Regions from separate parts of the Homo sapiens genome. Here region 1 is linked to region 2. The links are chromatin loops, found by intact Hi-C in ENCODE. Cell type or tissue: A673. All regions are shown on one strand. Each heading gives the region's core, and the rest is flanking DNA. Links, peaks and the distances in the headings are about the cores only.

Region 1 (2,911 bases), core at 314-2,813, 190 kb before region 2:
CAAAGCAGGTCTTTGCCCTCAGGGAACTTGTCATCTACATCTTTAAAAACCTGAGGCCCAGCACAGTGGTTCACACAGTGGCTCCCAGCACTTTGGGAAGCTGAGGCTGGAGGAACTCTTCAGGCTAGGACTTTGAGATCAGCCTGGGTAATGCAGTAAGACCTCATCTTTACTAAAAATTTTTTAAAAATTTGCCAGGCATAGTGGTGTGCACCTGTAGTCCCAACTACTTGAGAGGCTGAGGCAGGAGGATCACTTGAACCCAGAAGTTCAAGGTTGCAGTGAGCTGTGATCACACCACTGCACTCCAACCTGGGTGACAGAGTGAGAGTGAGACCCTATCTCTAAAAAAAAAAAAAAAAACCCTAATCTTTGTCAAACATAATGAAAACCAATTAAGAAGGGGAAGTTTCCATATTTAAGTATTCAAAGCTGGAGTCACTTAAATCCTGAGAAAGAAGACTGTTAAGGCCCCATGACAGATTGGACCCAGCAAAAGAATCAAGAAAATGCGGAGATCTGGCCTGCCACAGGCAGTGCCTCTTTATTTCTTTCCCACTAGTGCTGGGCTGGCTCCATGGAATCCCACCAAGTGCAGCAGACAGAGGAGTAATCTGTTGGAATTTTTGTCTCTGGTGTCAGAGCAAGGATTCATCATTATCTCCAGAAGAGCTGAATTAATTAACCATCATAACAAAGCAGGGTCAGCTGCATCCAAATTCTCAGGACTGCATAAACCCTAGAAGACACAACTTCCTTTGAACTTATGAATATGCCCAAAAGGCAAACAGAGCATACACTAAAAAGGGCTTAATCACTGACCGAGTCTCCTCATTTCATCTTCCTTTCTTTCTGACCTATTTTGGCCTTTTCTTTTTTTAATTTTTTCTTCTTTTCTCATTAATTTTCATCTGCTTTTCATTTTCTAATGAAGTAAAGGCATCTAAAACTACTGGCTCAGGAAGGCCCCATCTAATCGACCATAGGCAGTGATCCCTGGGACTCTGGGAAGAAAGTTGGCTTTAATTTAAAGCAGGGTTTCCTTCTGCTTTAAACTAAAGCACATAGATATGGGGCACATAGTTACGAGAAGAAGGATGGAGTGAGCGCATGGACTGTGAGTTGACTCCAGGGAGAGATTTGGGTCCTTTGTTGGTAACCTCAGACTTCCCAGCTCTGTTACAAAAAGCAAGAATAAAGTGCTGTCTATTGGATCTAGAAAAAAAAATCAGGAATGGAGTGCATGAGCTTTGTGCTCTATTCCTTTGCATTAGCAGACACGTCTAACTTGTCTCTGAAAGGGAATATTAACCCGGGTGTGGTGGCGCACATCTGTAGTCCCAGCTACTCGGGAGGCTGAGGCGGGAGGATCACTTGAGCCCAGGAGTTTGAGGCTGCTGTGAGCTGTGATTGTGCCACTACACTCCAGCCTGGGTGACAGAGTGAGACCTTGTCTCTAAAAAAGGGGGGAGTAGGGGAATATTAGAACATGACTGCGTGGGGGTTGTGTGTGTTTGTGTTTTAACTATCACAAGCAGCATGTCCCAAGCCATAACCTTTTCTGTCCAGTAGGTGTCAGCTACGCACAGCCTTTCTCTTTCTAAATCCATATTTGTAAGAAAACGGCCTTTCATCCATAATTTTCCCTAGTTAAAGGGATCAATTTCTTCTGATCTGAAGCACGCAAAACAGCTGAAACAGTGGCTCCGATATTGGAAACAGAATTGTACTACGTACTTGGGATATGGCCACACTGAGGACTGTGCGAAGGGGGTGACAAATGTTGGGGGGGCCCAGGTGAAGTCCTGTGGGTCTCACTGAGCAGATAAGTGTTAGGATCAAGGTGAGTCTCTAAAAGGCACAGTTAAGACACCAAAGCAAAAACACAGAGTTTCCCTCAGGTGAAAGAAATTGAGGCTTTGACCAGTAGCTATAGCATCCTGAAAAAGTGCTCAGTGTAAACTATCAATCTCCCATTTGCCCTCAAATAGACTGTCTTGTTTTTTACCTCAGGTAAAATATTTCTTTAAGCCTCAGGTTTCTAATTTTTAAAATCTTTAAGATAACTGCCTCGTCTGCCCAAGATACTACATGAGGAGGAAAAAAATTGAGATATTGTTCAGAAAACCATTTGTGGGCTATAAAGCACTATTTAAACGTAGAGAATAGAATAAAAATATAAAGGCAAATGCAGAATAGAGTAATCCCAGCACTTTGGGAGGCCGAGGCGGGTGGATCACAAGGTTAGGAGTTCAAGACGAGCCTAACCAACAGGGTGAAACCCCGTCTCTACTAAAAACACAAAAATTAGCCAGGCATGGTGGCAGGTGCCTGTAATCCCAGCTACTTAGGAGGCTGAGGCAGGAGAATCACTTGAACCTAGGAGCCAGAGGTTGCAGTGAGCCGAGAGCCGAGATCGCACCACTGCAGTCCGGCCAGAGCAGCAGAGCGAGACTCCTTCTCAAAAAAAAAAAAAATGCTCAAAATTTAATAAACATTAGTTTGTAATTTTTTACAGATTTTTGTCAACATATTACACCAAGGCTTTTCTTTCTCTCTTGTGTTCAATGTTAGTCACCTGGAATTTTGACACACTTAAGAGTTTATGTCACAAAAAGATTCCAACCTACAGAGAGGCACTTAATATAAATAATGCTCCCTTTGAAAGTGGGGAGATTCCTTTCCTAGCTTTGTTTGTTTGTTTGTTTTGGTTTGGTTTTTTTAAAGACAGGGTCTCACTTTGCCACCCAGGCTGGAGTGCAGTGGTGCGATCTTGGCTCATTGCAGCCTCAACCTCCATGGCTCACACGATCCTCCCACCTCAGCCTCCTGAGTAGCTGGGATTACAGGCGTGAGCCACCACACCCAGCTAATTTTTGTATTTTTTGTAGAGATGGGGTTTCACCACATT
Region 2 (2,911 bases), core at 203-2,702:
AGCTCCATTTCTTATATCCAAGAGCTATCCATAAATGACTATTCACCAACAGTGTCAGAAACATGCTTTCTCCTTGTGAGCAGCCCTATGGTAACAACCCAACATGAGAGGCCCTGTACACACAAGAAATATTTGCCCAACACTCATAGGAGTCCCAGAGAAACAAGCCATTGACCATTAAAGACTGTGCTAGAGTTCCCCTTCTTTCCACTTTCTGTTCACTATTCTTAGCCAAAGAATGATGGTTAACCAGGTTCCCCTAAGCCTGGCTGGCTAATAGGCTATTATTTTTTATGTTCTTAGCTGGTGGATGATTACGTGGCCTCTGAGGGTGCAGTACAGCGAGTTCTGGTCCCTGCTTATGCCAAGCAACTCTCACCAGCCACACAACTGGCAATCCAGCGGGCAACCCCAGAGACAGGACCAGAAAATGGAACCAAGCTGCCACCACCCCGCCCTGAGGACATGCTCAATGCCGCTGCTGCGCTGGACAGTGCCTTGGAAGAGTCAGGCCCTGGGAGCACTGGGGAGCTGAGACACTCTCTAGGGCTGACCGTTTCCCCATGCAGGACCAGAGGAAGTGGGCAGAAGAACTCCAGGCGCAAGCGGGATCTTGTACTCTCTGTGAGTGAGCTCAGTTTCTATAAATTTTTCTTCAGTCTGGAGAGATAAGTGAAGAGTGATGGGTGGGTTGATTTTAGGCCTCCCATATTGAATGAATGCTGTACTGAATCCTACCAGAGTGGGAGGGATAAGGAGAGAGGTTATTCTGTAACACTAGGGATAGGAAGTCCCCTGCTAAACATCAAGCTTTTAGGCTTTTCCAGATAATGTGATATCTTCCTTTATATCACATCTCCTGGTGTTCTTTTTTTTTTTTTTTTTTTTTTTTGAGTCAGAGTCTCACTCTGTCACCCAGGCTGCAGTGCAATGGCATGATCTCAGCTCACTGCAACCTCCACCTCCCAGGTTCAAGCGATTCTCCTGCCTCAGCCTCCTGAGTAGCTGGGATTACAGGCACGTGCCACCACCCCCAGCTAATTTTTGAATTTTCAGTAGAGACCAGGTTTTGCCATGTTGGTCAGGCTGGTCTCGAACTCCTGAGCTCAGGTTATCCACCCGCCTCGGCCTCCCAAAGTACTGGGATTACAGGCGTGAGCCACCATGCCCAGCCTTCCTAGTGTTCTAATAATCCTGATGAGAAGATCTTTAAGGGATTGAGCAGATTGGTCACCAAAGGGTAACTCTGGAAATTGCCTGCAAATTAAGCTAGTGTGCAGAGTAAGTGACAAGGGGCACCTTGGGTGGAAAAGCAAGTGAAGCTGTCCTGAGGTGGTCTCAAGCTTCAGAGATGCAGAGAGTCACTAGACCTTCAGCTCAGTTATAGAGGTTTGGAGATTCCAGTCATTCCAAGAGCTCTTAGCCAGGAAGGGACTGGCCTGAACCAGGTCTGCCTGAACACTTCTTGGCGTGGCTGGGAGCCCAAAGAACATCCTGCTGAGCTGGGAGTCCCCATCCTGGCAGCTGACCAAACCTAGAGAAGTTCTAGGGCAGTAGTTCTCAACCTGGGGTGATTTTACCCTCAGGAGACATTTGGAAACATCTGGAGACGTTTGTGATTATTACAACTGGTGGGTGGCCGGGGGCAGGGGAAGGAGAATGCTACTGACATCTAGTGGGTGTTCTGCTAAACATCCTGCAGTGCACACGACAGCCCCCATAACAAAGAATTATCCAGCTCAAAATGCCAATAGTGAAGAGGTTGAGAAACCTTCTTTAAAGTGACCACAGTCTTTGGGATCAACTCTGTACCCAAAAACTTCTTTTTTTTTTTTTTCTTTCTTGAGACAGGGTCTCACTCCCATTGCCCAGGCTGGAGTGCAGTGGTGTGATCATGGCTCACTGCAGCTTCGACTTCCCAGGCTCAAGTGATCTCCCACCTCAGCCTCCCGAGTAGCTGGGATTACAGGCATGCACCACCATGCCTGGCTTATTTTTTGTATTTTTGTATTTTAGTTGCCCAGGCTGGTCTCACAAAAGCTTTTTTCTGACAACTGTGGGGATATTGTTTTTAGTCTCGCTCTGTCACCCAGGCTGGAGTGCAGTGGCGTGATTTCAGCTCACTGCAAGCCTCCCAGGTTCAAGCGATTCTCCTGCCTCACCCTCCCGAGTAGTTGGGATTACAGACTTGCACCACCACGCCTGGCTAATTTTGTATTTTAGTAGAGATGGGGTTTCACCATGTTGGCCACGCTGGTCTTGAACTCCTGAGATCAGGCAATTCACCCACCTCGGCCTCCCAAAGTGTTGGGATTACAGGCGTGAGCCACCATGCCTGGCTGGAGATATTCTTTAGCCATACAATGTTCATATTGACTATAATGAGTTTATAGTTACAATTTGCATAAAAGCAGGATTTTCCATCACTTCCATTCCACTTGTGCCTGCTGCCTCCAGAGAGAGGTACAGCATTGAGGCCTGGCTTCTTCCTTCCCTTAGGAGAGTGTGGTGGAACTGAAGACCTGCAGGAAGGACAGTATCCTCACTCACCATCATGCTCTCTCTATTCTGTGCTTGAGAAGGATCTGGAGGACTAGTCAGGGAGTTCTGCTGCCCATCATGGAGGAAGGTTTAAAATGTTCTTGTGGCAGACTGTGGGTTTAGAGGGGGAGGGACAGTTATTCCAATCTTTAGCTCTGGGACAGAATCAAAGAGGCATCTCTCCAATCTGCTGAGGCTCTTGAGGATTGCTGCTAGGGATCCTGTGAACCAAAAGGATCAAACCAGAATTCTTAATTCCTTGGAATGCTGCAGATCCCAGCCACTCCTTGGGGAAATATTTTTAGCTTATTCAGGAGGTAGGTGAGCCAACAGCCTTTACAGTCCTCACACTTATTGTCTAGAGTATTTT

What was found. Hi-C counts contacts between places; a loop is a spot of excess contacts. Peaks named below come from ENCODE experiments on the same cell type or tissue, not always from the same donor. Only the 100,000 strongest peaks of a DNase experiment are listed, where the experiment ranks them.
Region 1: a loop joins it to region 2, with 4 times the contacts of the local background. A loop is called at or near these places in 14 of 110 quality-filtered maps.

What each region holds. Positions count from the first base shown.
Region 1 is chr14:23,185,913-23,188,823 of GRCh38, reverse strand. It overlaps a transcript of RNF212B not described here. Among named protein-coding and RNA genes, the nearest start is that of SLC7A8, 3.7 kb to the right of the region's middle. In A673, for the core only: a CTCF peak has its summit at 1,567 (motif pointing right); a DNase peak (open chromatin) is centred at 1,573.
Region 2 is chr14:22,993,661-22,996,571 of GRCh38, reverse strand. C14orf93 (chromosome 14 open reading frame 93) reads left to right here. Exons shown (of 7, transcript NM_021944.4): 3 at 304-624. The region is part of intron 2 of AJUBA-DT (AJUBA divergent transcript); the gene reads right to left. Among named protein-coding and RNA genes, the nearest start is that of AJUBA-DT, 11 kb to the right of the region's middle. In A673, for the core only: a CTCF peak has its summit at 1,676 (motif pointing left); a DNase peak (open chromatin) is centred at 1,631; H3K27ac peaks cover 731 bases.